2 separate regions of the Mus musculus genome follow, and region 1 is linked to region 2. The links are chromatin loops, found by intact Hi-C in ENCODE. Cell type or tissue: heart. All regions are shown on one strand.

What was found. Peaks named below come from ENCODE experiments on the same cell type or tissue, not always from the same donor. Only the 100,000 strongest peaks of a DNase experiment are listed, where the experiment ranks them.
Region 1: it touches region 2 in a loop (7-fold over the local background); 2 of 42 quality-filtered maps call a loop at or near these places.

Annotation. Positions count from the first base shown.
Region 1 is chr6:127,967,090-127,975,089 of GRCm38, forward strand. It overlaps Tspan9 (tetraspanin 9), which reads right to left. Exons shown (of 7, transcript NM_001379136.1): 2 at 1-183. Among named protein-coding and RNA genes, the nearest start is that of Gm15870, 26 kb to the left of the region's middle. In heart, a CTCF peak has its summit at 3,226 (motif pointing right); a DNase peak (open chromatin) is centred at 3,222; H3K27ac peaks cover 1,523 bases.
Region 2 is chr6:128,165,224-128,173,223 of GRCm38, forward strand. 9330102E08Rik (RIKEN cDNA 9330102E08 gene) reads right to left here. Exons shown (of 3, transcript NR_077223.1): 3 at 4,477-7,089. Among named protein-coding and RNA genes, the nearest start is that of 9330102E08Rik, 15 kb to the right of the region's middle. In heart, a CTCF peak has its summit at 4,076 (motif pointing left); a DNase peak (open chromatin) is centred at 3,768.

The DNA.
Region 1 (8,000 bases), 200 kb before region 2:
CAGACACTTGTTCTCCTTGATGGCCCCCAGGCAGCCCAGGAAGCCCGTCACCATGACGATGGTGCCGATGGCGATGACGAGGTTGGCTGCGGACAGTGAGGGGAAGCTGGGGGAGAAGGTGGCGAAGTTGCCTTGGGACACAGAGAGCCAGATGCCCACTCCAAGCAGCCCACAGCCACAGAGCTGGAGAAAGAAGAAACTGGTTAGACCAGCACAGCTCTTACATTCATCTCCCAGACCACCCCACCCCATGCATGTCTCTCACCACTGACTCTGAGATACAAAATGATTATAAAAAGCCAGGCGCTGTCACAGACCCAAAGCCTATGACATGCCCCCTTGTCACTGCATGCCTCGGTCTCCCCTACAGTAAATGGGACGAGGCAGCTTCATATACCTCATGAGGTCTCTCTGAAGATCAACTTCAGTGTTCAGTGAGACGAAGGGGGAAACCAGAAAACTACACAAATGTGTGTCAGGTTACTCCTCTGGGCAGAGAGGACCCCATGCTCAGAAGGGAGGCTGGGTCTGGGTATGACTGGTTGGTCTACGGGGGAGAACCCAGGTCACTGGCTCTCAAAGCCAAAACCTCAGTGGGTGTTTCCCACTACCCTGAACAGAAGGGTCACGTAACCCCTGTTTTCTGAAGTCTGGAAAGCAAGTCCATGGGTAAAGGGATAAAAGGTGCTCATGGACTGGCTAAGGGGCAGGACATAGGAGGCCACACTGTCCTCCTGTGTTGGTGGCATCTTCATTGGCATCTTGGTGGGTGCCACCATAGAAACACACCTCTGTGTGTATCTATGCAGCTGTTTCCAGAAAGCCCTTATTGGGTCAGGAAGACCCAGCCTAAATGGGGGCAACGCCATCCCTTGGGTTAATACGCTGAGAAAGGAGTGGAGAGCGAGCGTCTCTGTGTTCCCTAAGGTAGAATGTAAACAGCTCTCTCCAAGCTCCTGCTGCCATACCTTCTCCAGCCCCATGGGCTGTCCCCTCAAACTGTGAACCACAAAAATCCCCAAAAACAAAAACAAAAACTCTCTGGAAGTTGCCTTTGTCAGGTATTTCATCAAAGCAATAAGAATTAACACACCTCACCATCCATAGAACGAGTGGGCCTGTAAACTGACCCTCTCCACCAGCGCCCCCTGAGCTATAACTAAAGCCAGCAGCACTGGCTAGGAGAACACCCCACTCACAGCTGCAAACCTCCCCGCCCGCACGGTTTGATGCTCCATTGAGCTGACACTCTCTGCTCTCCCCACTCCCACCCCAGCTCCTTGGGAGCGTGCTGAGTCTGTGGAGCCAATCCATCAGTCAGCCAATATGTATTGAGTACCGACAACACACAGTGTTCTGTGCCAGAAAAGCTACAGCCACATTAGAGACCTGCCTTCCAGGGGCCTCCATTCCAGCTGAACGGGGGCAATAAAAACGCAGCATCTACCAGGATGCAATGGCTCCAAATAATGGTTGCAAGAGTTTAGAAGAGGCCATCACTATCCTGGTCAGAGTCACCAGTTGGAGGGAGCAATCACCAAAGGATAGGTGGACATGAGGGAGGCCTGAAGTGGAAGAATTTTCCATACAGAGTGAAAAAGTAAGGACTCGAGAGTCACAGGTGTGGGCTTCTCCTCTGCTCTGCCTGCCCTGGCTTTGTGACCTCACACACTCCAGGGTGCAGATCCCTCTCCATGGAGTAATATGATGGCTCTTCTTCTTGGCTGTCAATGTGACCACATCAAAAATTAACTCAAACTCAAGAGGCTGGGTATACCTGTGAGGGATTTTTCTTTACTGAATTATTTGAAGTGGGAAGACCCGCCCTGAATCTAGATCTTTTGAGGTGAAAAGATCCACCTTAGATCTGGGCCACACCTTCTGGTGGCAGCTACATAGCTATATAAGGACATAGAAGAAGTAAGTGCTTGCTCTTTGCTTGCTTGCCCTCGCTATTGCAGGCATGCCTTCACTGCCATTAGAGCTTGTTTCTTCTGGATTCTGGTATATACGAAAAATCAGCTGAGACAGCCAGACTCGTGGACTGAACAACTACTGGATTCTTAGAGGAGATGGCTATTGTTGTAATTGTTGGACCACAGTCTGTAAACGACTCTAATAAATCCTACTTTGGCAGTGGTGGTTCACGTCTTTAATCCCAGCACTTGGGAGGCAGAAGTAGGAGGATCTTGGTGAGTTCAAGACCAGCCAGTCTACAGAGTGAGTTCCAGGACAGCCAGAGCTATGTATAATGAGGACAGCATGGGAGCAGGGAAGAAACATGCACTGCAGGGAATTCTACACTCATTAACCCCCAGGGTGAGGGGAAGGGGCATCGGCTTCTAGGATCTGCATTTCCTTCGCTCATACAGCCTACAGACTCTAACCAGGCACACGGCCATCAAATGCCAGGGCCAGGAGGAAGCAGTGACCAGCCCTGGCCAAAGTCCTGCCTAGACAGAAAGGAGATTCTCATGATCTCACACACATATGACCAATACAGGCACAGATAAATGAAATGATCGAGTGTCCATATAAAGAAGCAAGAATGCTTCCGAAAAGGATACATCAAGTTAAGAGGCCTCAAGTTAGGACCATGCCTGTCCACCAAGGAGGGACAAGCCGCTATGTGACAGCCACAGAATGACCGCAGTGGGATGTGGTAGACAGAAGATAAAAGAGGGATCGCAGCCAGGGGACAGATAGAACAGGACCTTGAAGGTAGTAGGAAGACGTGGGTGTTCTGCCTCAGGGCTGAATGTGACACGAGATAACAGATGCTTCTGACAGGCATCACAGCTGCTATTCCCCAAAGAGGCCACTGAGGACAAGAGGCAGTGAGCACAGAGCACAAGCAGGGACTCCTGCGGTGACTAGGGAAGAGCTGGTGGCCACACATCAGGTGAGTATGCAGGAGCGATGAGACATGGTTCCCATGGGACACAGGCAGTGTTCAGAGTGAGCTGGGTTTGAGGACTGAAGAGAATCCTGATAAATGGGAAAACAGAATGGCCCAGACTACACACACACACAAACACACACACACACACACACTATTTCTAAGACATAGAGCTTTTTGAAGAGCTGACGGGGACCAGAAGCACATAATGGCTTCTGCACCAGAGTGACCTCAATGAGACCATGTTGAGGATCAGAGGGAGACACTATCACCTCAAAACCTTGCAGCAGGAATGGGCGTGCGTGAATGCCTTCTGTGACCACTAGGTGGCGCTCCAGTCTGGTTCAGAAGAGTGTTGGGTTGGCCCGTGATGCCCTAAACTTGCATCCAGCCTGTCACCCAGTCTTTCTTCAATCTGAGCTGCCGTCTCAATTTTTCTTTCATTAATCATACCCTGGAAATTTCATGATTTTGAACCAAAGATTTATGGCTCTATAAATCGGACCCTAGAATGAGTAACTGAATACCCTCCAGGGCAGGTATTCGTTTGGGATGGAGGAGCCTGGCCTGGGGACTCCTGGGGCTGTAAGATGCCCCACCATCCTGCTGCTGATGCTGGCCTCCAGGGCACCTATAGGGCAGAGTCTTCTCCATCCCGCTCATCAGAAACAGGTCTGCTGGGTCCCCTCTATTCTTGGGGAGCTCCTGTGGTGACCCTGAGAATGTCCATGGGAAACTTCAGCAGTTCAGAGCCCCCCCCCCCCCCCCCCGCCCAGGGCCATGTTTCTCCCAATTGGTTCTCTGACTTCACACCCCATGACATTCAACACGGTCTTTAGGCTTTGCAGGCATTGGCTTTGGAGCCTGAATCCCCACACTCAGGTCTCATCTTACTTCCCACCTGAGGTACTGAGGGCTGAGATCCAGGCAGTCCCAGCATAAGAAGGGGAGCCAGACTCCTGGACAGTCTCCTTCCAAAGCCCCCAGATCCATTCCCATCCCCACTGGGCCCCCTTTAGCTCTCTCGGGCAACCTGCTGTGCCACAGGCATGCATAATGTGACCCATGTCCTTGGGGTTGGGGAGCGGAGGTCTCCTGTTGACATAAACGTTCTACTGCGTGACCCAGCCCCACCTGAGGCTCCAGGCAAGAAGAAAACAAAGAGTGGGACTTCGGTTTCCTAGGGAGACCTGAAAGACACTGCCAGGCTGGGATGAAAGCCCACTCTGTAGCTTCAGGTGCTACTCCTTCTCTGTCTGCTACTCCCTAGGAGACCTGCCTGCCAGTAATAGACACCCAGACATCCTGCCCCCAGCCACACTAGACCTGTCTGTCTCTCCTGGACCTGCTTTTCAGTTTACCCTATAGAAAGCTGCTGGAGCCCTTTTTCAAAAGGTCTCCGTCCTCACGTAGGTCTTGTGTAGTTCCCCGAGGCCAGATCCTCTTTAAACTGTGGTTTGGATTGGACCTCTGATCTGTTCACTTCTAACCCAGGCCAAGCCAAGCTTCAGGAATGCTGCCTCTGCCCCCTAGACCCGTGGATCTCAGAGAGGAGAGTTCCTGCTTGCTGGGGACACCTGGAGACACCTCCATTGTCACAACTGAAGTGGGAGAGCAGAGGGAAAATGCTTTTGGCATGTAGAACACAGAGGCCAAGGGACACTGTTGAACAAGCTACAGTGCTCAAAATAAATTACCACAGAGAACTATTTAGCTCCTGATACCAAAGAGGCTGAAAACCCTGTCTTGAGCCCCCCTGCAGGCCAGGTGCCCCTTAATTCCTTAAGAACACTGCTGCTAGGGAGAGCACTCCCATTCTCCCTGGTGCCCCTGAAAAGGATGGTAAGATGGCACAGCCTCTCTGGGAGACTTCAGGCTAGGTCTGGCCAGAGCTCACATCTAGTAGACGGCTGTGGGCAAGAGAGAGGAGGTGACCTCTGACACAGGTTTACTGTGGGGTTGAGGAACAAGGCCTGCCCTGGGCAGTTGGGACATGAAGACAGGAAACCAGCTCTAAATTCTGAATACCGGGGCCAGGGTGAGGCAGGAGGAGGGCAGGAACCACCCCTATTCCCATGGTGGGGACCATTCAGGAAGCATAAGGCCATGGCAGCTCAGCCAAAGCTGGATGCCAGAGAGCTTAGTAGGTGGCATTCGAGAAAATTCCCTTCTAAAACCAGAGGGTTGTCTCAGCCGAGATGACCATAGAACCGGAGACTGGAGAATCTGGGGTGAGGCAGAGTGACTCAGGAGTATCAGGATTCAGCCAGTATAAGCACCAACCAAGTGGGGTCTTCAGTTCCTTCACGTTGTCCAGTCCTGGTTGGAACCTGTCTCTAAGCAAGGGCAAGCTAAGGTGGCTCCTAAGCTAGAAGCTTCCTCTGTTAGCTCACTCAACCAAGGGCCTTTCAAAAGTTTCATTTAGAAACCGACATGCGAACTTGATAAGACAAACCCCTAACCTAATGTCTGCACCCAGCCCATCAAGGCTGGGACGTTGGTCTGCCCTGTTCACGATACGTCTTCGTGGTCGAGAATGGCACCCCAGCCTTGTCCATGCACTGCAGCCATCTGGACCTTGTCCTAGGCCTGCAAAAGGAAAGGTGCAGGCTCCCTAGACGACACGAGTCTATCAGCCTGTCTCAGGCTTCTTCGTCTCCAAGGAACTTACCCAGCACATGCCTAGCAGGTAAACGGAGGCCCCCAAAGTAATGTGGACAGGCCAAGCTAGCCCTGCAACCAAACTCCCCTCACTGCTAGCCACATACTAACCGCCCACATCTCATCTTCAGGTTGGCTATACTGACTGACTGGTCAAGTTAACGCATATTTCTGCCCCCAGGTAGGACATCCACACAGGCACCCATTTCTCCAGGGCCACGGCTGCTCCAAATTCACCCATGTCTGGGTACTCTATCCCCATCTAGTCAGACTCCATATCACCTCCACCCACCCAGCCCTTCACAAGGGGAAAGATGGGCCCTCCCAGAGTGGACTGATCCAGGGCGTGGTCATGAGTTCATGCTAGCCCCCTCCCAAGGCTTCTGTCGTAAAAAAAAAAAAAAAAAAAAAAAAAAACAGCTCCTTTTGAGGATCAGACTCGTGCTCTTCCATTGTCCTTCCACCACCGGACCCAGAAAATACTTGGAACACTGAATGTTTCTTCAGCGACTGGTGGGTAGGTGGGTGGGTAGGGGGTTGAGTGGGTGGGCGAGCTCAGGAACGGGGGCACATGCACATCCACATTCCCACTCAAGAAAGAAGCTCCCTCTAAACCCTGGCCTCTCCACTCCTGGAAGCCCCAGTACCCCGTCAGGAACTCCTAACATGGTGTTCCCAGCCTAGCACACAGCCCTGCACACCACTGGCCTTTTCAGCCTCACTACCTCCTATACCTGAAGAGAGCTGCTGCAGACATGGTCTCTGAGTGTAGATTCCAGCAGCAGCGCTACACCATCCCCGGGCCTCTGAAACCCCTCTTGGACAGCAGGAGACATGGGAACACGAGGGCTCCCAGTGCCCAAGACATAATGGCAGTTAATAAATTAGCAGATAAGGCAAAAAAGAGAGACAATCCTGACAATTTTAATTGCACCACCTGACACACTGGCTCCTTTTAAGAGCCCTGCCTGGCCCTGAAAGAGGACAACCTGCTAAGAACTTTGCAGTGGGGAGCAGAGAGGATTCGCTCCACTCACCAGGGTGGGAGAGGGGCTACTACTTTGTATTGCAAGCGGCCCTCTTTCTCTGCAGCTCATTCATTCTCATAGCCATAAAGAGAGGCAGACGGGCTGCTGGCTGGTGAGGAGGGGAGCCGGGGAGCACGTTTCCAACTCCATACCCATGGAAAAGAAAGGACAAAGGCAGAGTCTTCTGCCAAAGTCACCCAGCCAGCAGGAGGATGGTGGCTGCAGAGATTTGCTAGGGCCAGAGGGGAGGCAGCCATGAAGCGCCCCCCTACATCTGATCTGAGCATTTGCCTGCAGTCTGCATTCCAGTTCCCTCCATATAACTCCAGGGAAGGAGTCTATTAACTGTAGATCCCACTTCCCTGTGGCTAACATGCATCAGTCCTCATTTCCGAGAGGCTCACCAGGAACGAGTGTGACAGGCCTTTAAATATTTGAGCATGTGTACTTAGCAACGCTCTCTCCCAAGTCTCCTGGCCTAGGAAAGGGCTTTTACATCCTTCACCTCTGAGTCACCCTCTGCTGCTCATCTGTCTCACAGTGAAAGTCACTCTAGCTGGAGGGAACGGGCACTGCTCCCCTCCCACCCTCGGAGCTGAGCTCTGCACTTCTCGCATGGGCACAGCCCGTTGTAAGCGCCATTGGTTTGACTGGTGGCCTCGGCAGCTTGGCTGCCTGTTGAGTGTGTGCAGAATTTCAAACTGAATAGGACCACTCCTTGGCCATTCTTCACTGGATGTTGTTCTCCTCACAAGCTCCAATTTCTTCACAGCTCCACTCCACAGTCCCCAGCTCAGGGGTGACAGGGAGATCACACCCATATTTCTAAGCCTAATTTTCCTCCAAATAAACATTGCATAAGGCACCTGCAACCTACAACCCAGTTACATTTTGATGATTCCAGCATGGGCTAGTTCTGTACAGACACTAAGAATACTGTGCTTGGTGTGTGTGTGTGTGTGTGCGGTGGCACTCGGGGCTTGCTGTCCTCTTGTCTCTGGGAGGGTCCTGGTGCCTTTGTTGGAGTATGACTCATCTGATGGGACGCTGGGGTCTGGCTTTGGCATATGGAATCAGTGCCTTGCTCTCTACATGGGGTTGGTAGGGTTCAAGGGTGAGCAGATTCAATCTGGATCTGTCCTGGGCTTCACTGAAGGGTGCAGGAAGATGCCGGTCCTAGAGAGCAAAGGGCAAGGACTGTTTGCCACCTACCCTGTGTTGTTCCAACACAGCCCTTAAAGACAGGCTCACTACCCCCAGGAGGAAAGGGCGCCTGCTCAGGGAGGCTCCCCTGATGCACACCCTTCCCAGGCCCATCAGCTTTCTCAGAAGCTAGTGTCTCTCCACCTGTTGAAATGGGCTGTAGTGTCCCATGTGGCACTAAGATGGGTGGGGGTGTCACACCTGCCCCC
Region 2 (8,000 bases):
CAAAGACTTAAAGAATGAGTAGCAGCTTTGTATTCCCAGAAAGCTCCTGAAGTACGCACCAGCTGACCCAGAACCATCCTTCCTCGCCCTGAAAACTGTTCCTCTCCACCTGTGCAAGTGATCTTGCACATCATTCCAGTTAACAAGACCTGGAACTGACCTCCAGCCAGGGGCGGCTCCTCCATTCCCTCCAGTGTACACCTCCTACCCGCAACCCACCCCCCTCCCTTTTCCCAAGTAACAGCAGGACTCAGATTAGCTAAGGAAGGCTTAGAGCAATGGTGTTTATTCTGAATTTCCAGTGGTGAGGTGTGTGTGTGTGTGTGTGTGTGTGTCTGTCCCTGAACACATGTGCATGCGACCATGCTCCTAAGTATGGAGGCAGACTCAAGACTCTATGCCAACACTTCTCAGCAAGAGAAATTATTGGGAGGTCTGCCTTGATTTTATTTCTCTTCTGTATGACTCCTCCAATTAGAATGCAGTCTTCTTGCCTGCAAGGCTTTGGTGTTCTTCACAGCCATGTCTCAAGGAACTGGAACAGAGCCAGACACTTCCTGTGTGCTCAGAAACGATTTGTGGGATGCTCAAGGCCTGGTGCTTTGAATATTAGGTTGATGTTACAGCTCTGCTGTCAACAGGGGTGGGTGCCTTGTGCCTGTGTCTCCCTCACAAGAGGAGCAACTGTGGCCACAGGCAGAAGTGGGGGGTCTTCCTTGCTCCCTACCACAAGTTATCTCAATGCCACTTCCAACTCTGACGTAGCTGTAGGATTCTGCAGAGCCCAAACCAGAATGTTCCTCATGCAAGGCCAAGGAAGGACATAAAATCAGAGGAGGAGACACAGCAGAGGGCTGACCAACAAAATCCAGAGGCCTCCAAAGCCATGGGGGGAATGTGATGAGTTGCCAAACCAGAGAACTTAGAAGCAAATATCAAAGCCAGGGAGCACAGCCAGGAATCCCAGACCAGAGATGAAGAGAAAGAGCAAGTGGGCAGATCACAGCTGGGAGGGGCGAGGCTTGCTTTAATGTGCCTCCAGAGCCAAGCTGGGGTGGGCGACTCAAGGTTACAGGGGCTATGGTAGGGCTGTACAGAATGGAATTTTCTGGGCTCTTTGTTTCTTAGAACAGAACCTGAGGAGGAGGCACATAGCTTGCTTAAGGCCTGGCTTCCACATTCTGACTAACACAATCATACTATTGCCTGTGTTAGGACAGTGAGGACCTGGGTACCCACTTCCCCTAAGAGCTGGCATATACCACCACTCCTAGTGTCCACTTCAGGATTCAGGGCTAGATTTCAAGAAAGGAATTGGAAGAAGTCAGCAAAGTTGTCACCAAAGAGGAAAGACTCCCAAAAAGTCCCAGGCTGTCCTCTGAGGAGGGAGGACTGCAGAGAGAAGCAGATCCCTTTGATACCAAGAAAACATTTACAGGGTCACAAGACGCTCAGCAGACTCGGGCTAAGCATCTGATGACTCCTGATTACTTCTAAAACGGGCTTGCGAGCCCGCCAGCTGGCAAACACATTTCCCTCCAATCCCCTTCTGCTGTTCATTTCTCTTTACTCTCCACGGCCTCCTGTGCCCCACATCACCCCTACAACAGCAGAACTACTTTACGAAAGGTGATTGCTGTACAAAAAAAAAAAAAAAAAAAAAAGAAGGAAAAAAAAGAAAAAAGAAAAAAATAAAGAAGAGCTTTCTTCTTTATTTTCCAAGTCTTGGGGTTGGAACCCAGGGCCTCACATGTTTGACAGTCTCCCACTGATCTACCCTTTGCCCCAAAACTGTTTCCTTATAGTTTTCTAGTTCCAGGCATCTGCGCTCTCCTGAGGTGAGCTCTCATATCCAGCATCAGGCAAACCCTGAACCTTCCTGGCCTGCCATCCCCCCACCCCCTCCCCTCTCCCCCTCCCCGTCCCCTGTATTAATGAGCTCTGGCTGAGGAACCAGGTCAGTGGGAGGAGAAAGGGTTCAGCTCACTCACCAGGTGGGTTAGCTACTGATTTCTCTGCGCCTCCATGTCTTCGCCCATGAAACACTGTAGTGTATTTTCATGCAGCTGTGGATGTCAAGCAAGAAAGTGTATCTGGAAGTGCTTTGTAACTGAAGAGCGCCTCCAAGTCAGGAAGAGCCTTGTGTGGTGGGTAGCACAAGCCTGATACCAGCGCTCAGCAAGATGCTGAGGGCTAGGCTCTCCTGGGCTACCCAAGGCCCTGCTTCAAGAAGCAAAGCACTACTGTCATTATGACTGCCACTTCTCATGCCTTACTGTATGCCTTCACATTTGTTACTGGGTTAGAATTGTTTGGTTTCTAATTTTAAAAAATAATCTAAAATATAAATGATTGAAATAACACTTTTCTTTATCATATGGAATCTATCCAGAGCTATGATAAGACTATGGTATCGAGGATCCAAGATCCTTTTATCTTCTTGCTTTAACCATGGGGAGCACCCATTCCTAACATTATTTTAGTCCAAAATAGATACACGAAATCCAGCCAAGGATTGGAGAGATCAGAGACTAAGGATGATTGACACAGAGCTTGAGAACTTGAGTTTGATCCCCAGAACCCACATAGATGGAGAGAACCCACTTCTACAAATTGTCCTCTGGCTTCCACACATCCAGTGAGGTGTGTCGATGCACAAACACAAGTCTAAAACAACTAAAACCAGTCATTATAGAACATTCCAGTCAGCTTCTTAGAATGAATAAAGATGACGCCCTCTTCTTTGCAGGTCACCCCTGAAAATTCTGCTTCTGCTTACTGGCCTTCACTAGCCAAATGTTGTCACCTTTAAGTACAAGAAAGGATGGGAGATGTGGTGTTATTCTGAGTGACCATGTGTCTATCAAAACAGAGAGGTTTGGTCCTATTATTTGAAAAGGAGACAGGGGTCTGTATCATAACTGGTCACTTCGCCATGGTCATCCTCATCTCCCTGTGAAGAGCAGCAGCTGACCTCCCCTAGCCCCAAAACCTTTCCATTACCACTGACAGCAAATCACACTCCTGCTTCTCCAACTCTTCCTTCCCTATACACACCATGTCTCAGCACAGGGCTGACCACAGCTTCTCTTCTCAGCCCCAACTCTCCTCTCAGTCATGTCCCCAACTCCCAACCCAAATAAGAATATGCTGTCCTTCCAGAGTCTGGTACAGGGAGGAAGGTGTCCACTGAGGGCAGGCGCAGTCATCCAGGCAAGGCCTCCCCAAACCCTGCTCAGGAGCGGGAGTGGGAGATGCAGCAGGTACAGGCGGGGCTTCTGCATCAGACCTCTCTGAACTCCAGACTAGTTCAGTTTAGCAGAGTAGAGCAGTTGACATGAGTAAGATGCTCAGTAGCATTGTGGAATAAATGAGTGCTCCTGACATTTCAGCATGATGCAATGGGACATCTTGGGCCCCAAAGAAAGAAAAAGACAAAAGCTATGAAGATGGGAAGGGAAGTACTGGCCAGAATTCAAGGTGGTTATGTTCAACATATATACATGTATAAAATTGTCAAAGATAAATTATTTGTAGAGAGGAGATTACTGCTAATAAATGTCTAGAAATTGGGCTTCTTGATCCTTGGGAGAACCAGAGCCTTATATTGGGCACAGGACTTAAAGAAGTACACACTCTTTTAATGTCATCCAACTCCTATTAATGTGGATGCCAGCCTCAGACACCAGTGCTTTCCCATGGAGGAAGGGCCCCCTGCAAGGATGGAATGTACCAGAGAGCAGACAGAGTGTCCTAGTGCCCGGGGAGTGTAGCTGTTGGGTGTGACCTACTAGAGTGGCACATGAGCTTATCAGTCATGCCATTGTGATTTCTGACCATAAGCTTGTCCTGGGCAGCTTGCTGATCAGTAAGCCATTTTACTTCTGTGTCAAGTGCTAAATTTGTGCTCCTGAGTTGCTAAGTAAGGTTCATACTCTTACTGCAGGCCCTGCCTGAATCCATTGCCCCCACTCCTCCTCCTCAGACCTAATACAATGATTTCTGAGTCCTTTTCTTCGATTAAGTACACAGGGTTGTGCACTCAGAAACTGAACAAGGAGCCCCCTGCTGGAGACTCGGCAGAGAGATGACCAAAGATTTGCAGGGCCTGGGTAGTTTCTAATGCACTTATTCTTGGATAAAACAGTGATGCTGGCTGGAAGTTTGCCTCCAAGGGCTTTCCAGTAGGTGCTTTAACTGGCAGGTACTCTGTAGTGTTTGAGGAATGTTGGCCATATCCTGTACTCTTAGTCAGTAGCACTGTAAAGTGTTAGCAGAGGACCTTTAGCGCTGGCCTGTTGCTGTTCCCATGGTTCAGCGAGCCTTACTCATGTGCACCTGCCCAGTGTGTGCCTCCCTGGTGTGCACTTGTTACTTTGTGTACCTGCTCCAGGACACGCCAGCTGCTGGTGTCTGTGATCTATTAACAAGTGTGGAATTCTATCATTCCTGTACAAAGGAATATGCACAAAGGCCTTCATGTCTGTAGCAGCCTTTACTAAAAGTGGGTAAGATGACATGGGCTTATATAGCAAAAATGCAACACTACAGCAGACATGCAAGAGCTTTAAAGAAAATAAAAAGTGTGGTCGAGTCTACTGCTCGGGCTCTGGCCCCATGGGAAAGCCATTCTCCACACTTAACAAGTAGACAAACAACAAAATGCAAAGCTTCTCTGCAGGCCGACCTCCTCTTTCCCTCAGGGTCTCCTCTTGATGCCTGAGACACCTCCATCCACTTCTTGCCTCGAGGACCTACAGTTCTCAACATGGAGTGCAGACCCCTCACCCTTCTGGCATGGTTCTGCATGATCTTCACAAACTGACACCAATGCTGGACCTCCTCAGCCCCCTCTGAGGGACCTTGATGGCTTTCCGTTCCTCTTCCCACAAACGACAGGTCACCTTCTCCTTCTTCCTCAGTCCAAAGGAAGCTCCAGGCACTCTGCTCTGTGTTGCTTGGCTTCATTGTCTGAAGCGCTTCAGAAGTTAACTATGACACAGCAAGTATACAAATGCATTACCAATCACAGCAATATAGCTGGGCTCTCTAGGCCACACTTTCTTCTTTAAAATAAACAGCGAGGCTTGTCTGGAGTCCTAACTTCTTGAAAAGCAAAGGCAAGGTTACACAGAAACCCAGAAGCTAAAGATCAGCACAGACAAGAATGCGAGACCTCTATCAGTGACACTGTCAGTTCCATGAAGATGCACTCTTCTGGACCATGTAATATGAGTTCTCATGGAGTGGGTACAAAGCAGGCATGACCAAAACTGTGGCACAAGAGGAGGTACTTATTAGTGGTCTCTTATAAAGTTAGCCACAGGTAGCCATTAGGAAATAGGAAGGACATTATTAGTTACAGAAGGCTATGGGCAGTCAGTGAGCCAGGAAGGCTAGACTCAGGTCTATGGGAAGCAGGGAGGAACAGCAGAAACAGTTCCCCTTCCTACTGGCCAAGGTAGCACTCCACCAGTATAGAGGCTCCTAAGCTGCTGTCTTCTATGGCAACTCTTTGGACAATAGGCCTCTAAGTAAGTAAAGTTACTCAGGTCAGGTCAGAGGGGAAGCTTGTGCTCAACAACACTAAGAGTCAACATCATTACCAACCTACAGCTTGTGTTCAGGGAAAGGGTTGTGTCTACCATTTTTCTATGGCCAGGAGGCTGCCTCCATGCTACCTCCAGGGGCCTGTCTGGCCCTGGACCCACACCAAGCTAGGGAGAAGGCTGGGGCTTTTTGGGAATTGCAAACAGAGGCTCCTATCTTTACAGGCAGTCCCTTGCCACTGGCTCAGAGACTTACTCCAGGCTCCTTGGTTTCCTCTCCTCTCCTTGACAGCAGATTTCCTTGTATACTACAGTCATGCAGCCAGCCTGAGGTTCAGCTGGGGCTCATTAAAGTGATCACAGTGGGGGTAGAGGGAAAAGTGTGATCAAGAACATGGATTTGTTTTCCCCAATTAGGATCAGTCAGACTCCTCTCAGGTGATCATCTAAAACATGATGGAGCTGTTGCCTATGGGATGAAAACAATTGCCCAGCCTTTGCCAAGCTTGGGTACAACTCCTAGCTCCTCAAAATGAAGAAATAACATCAATAAATATTTCTCATCTTTCAAGGGAGACCTCTTCCATGTCTTTCATAGTCTTATCTCTCCCATCTGTGGAGGCCAATTGTTGTGGGGACCTCACAACCTTACTGCATAGTTCACTAGCCTGTCCCCTCCATTCAAGTCAGTTCATGCCAATGCATGTATTTGGGAACTGGAGGATGTGCTCAGCACTGTAAAGCATTGCTCATAAATAGGGTTGATAACTTGATACCTACTTTACAGGCAGGAAACTGAGGTACAGTGCAAAATAAGTGTGTTGCCCTAAGGCTGTGCACTGAGTTAGTGTGGACTGACTCCAGAGTGCTGCTCACCTCTTCCCTGCACCACCACCTCTGCTGCCCTGCTCACGTCTGCTTTCCCACAGAATACCTCGTTCGAGCTGGGCACACACAAACCCTCCCAGGTTGGACCTTCCACCTCTGCTCCAGATTGCTTGAAGCAGTGTAACCAACAGCACCAGCCCCGGTTAGAGTGGAAGCATAGGGACCCTTGGGTGTGGATCCCCAACATCTGGTGATGTTCCTGGCTGAGTCCACTGGGCACTCGGGTGCATCCTTCTCAGCTCTGCCAGCTCATTCAGACACTTCAGTTCATTTGAAAAATGCAAGGTACAATGGGATCACTGGCACCACAGGATCAGTCAGTTCGCTCCTGGTGGTGCACTTTTGCTTCATACTTTGGGCACTTGTTTTGCTCCGTATTTTGTCACTGCAGGGCTTCCAAGTCCCTGATAACCATACTCATTTCTTTCCTCTTTCTGTCCACAGCTTTTAGATTGGGTGTTGAACTCCAGGCTGCTTGGTTAATACCTAAAAGGTGTGTGAAATCCCCAGCAAGTCTCCTGCAAGCAAGCCTCTGTTGACGATAACCTACAGGCCAGACAAAGATGTGATGGGTGAAGCCACGGACTGGGATGCCATGAGTGAAGCTCTCCATCAGACTGCTCCTTGTGTATTACTAAGCAGGTTCTTCACCCTGTGAATTAATGTGAACATAGGCTTTCAGGTAGGGGATCAATGGATATGATTTGAGTAATAGCCACTCTCATTGTAAGCCCTGAAGCTAGGACCACCTAACCAAAGCTCCTGCTGGTTCTCAAATAAACCAGGGAAGCCTAGTGGGTTCTTTCTAGGCTTGTTGGATTCTGTTCCTCTCTTGCTCTTTCCCAGGGAGGACATCAGTTGGCCTGAGGCTGGCTCCAAAGAGACTACCACACAACAGCTCTGCCTATAGCATCCAGGAACACAATACTTTGGATTCCTTCACCTCCAGCCCAAGTCCAAGTCCATGGGACATCCCACAATCCAATCATTGTCAAGTAGGAAGAAAGGCGAGAGGCCAGGGACCTGGGAATAGAGCCATCCTTTGAAGCTGATGGGCACTGAACCAGGCTGTTCTGCTTCATCAGTGACATGACAGGCAGACACCAGGCAGTCCAGGAAGGTTTAGAGACTTGGGACTAGTACAACAGATGAGATGGAGCAGGCACTGAACATGAAGCTGAGGTGGAGGAGGACACCCAGGGGCTACATGTGGAACTCCCATATGCCTGAAGCTTGGTAGCAATCTCAGGGACACACACACAGTTACACAAGAGAAAGACAGACAGACAGACAGACCGACAGACACAGACATAGACAGACTCAAAAAGACAGACACACAGGCATAGATACAGGAGAGACAGAACAAGGGAAAGAAAGAATCTAAATATCAAGGGAACAGAAGCCCATGCTCAATTCCATGCAATAGAAAACGAAAAACAAAAACAAAAAGAAACCAAAAAACAAAACAAAACAAACAATTACATCAAGCCAGGGATGTGAGCAGAGCTTCACTGGCAGAGGGCTTGTTTACATGAAGATGAAGGTGTGAATTAGATCCCCAGG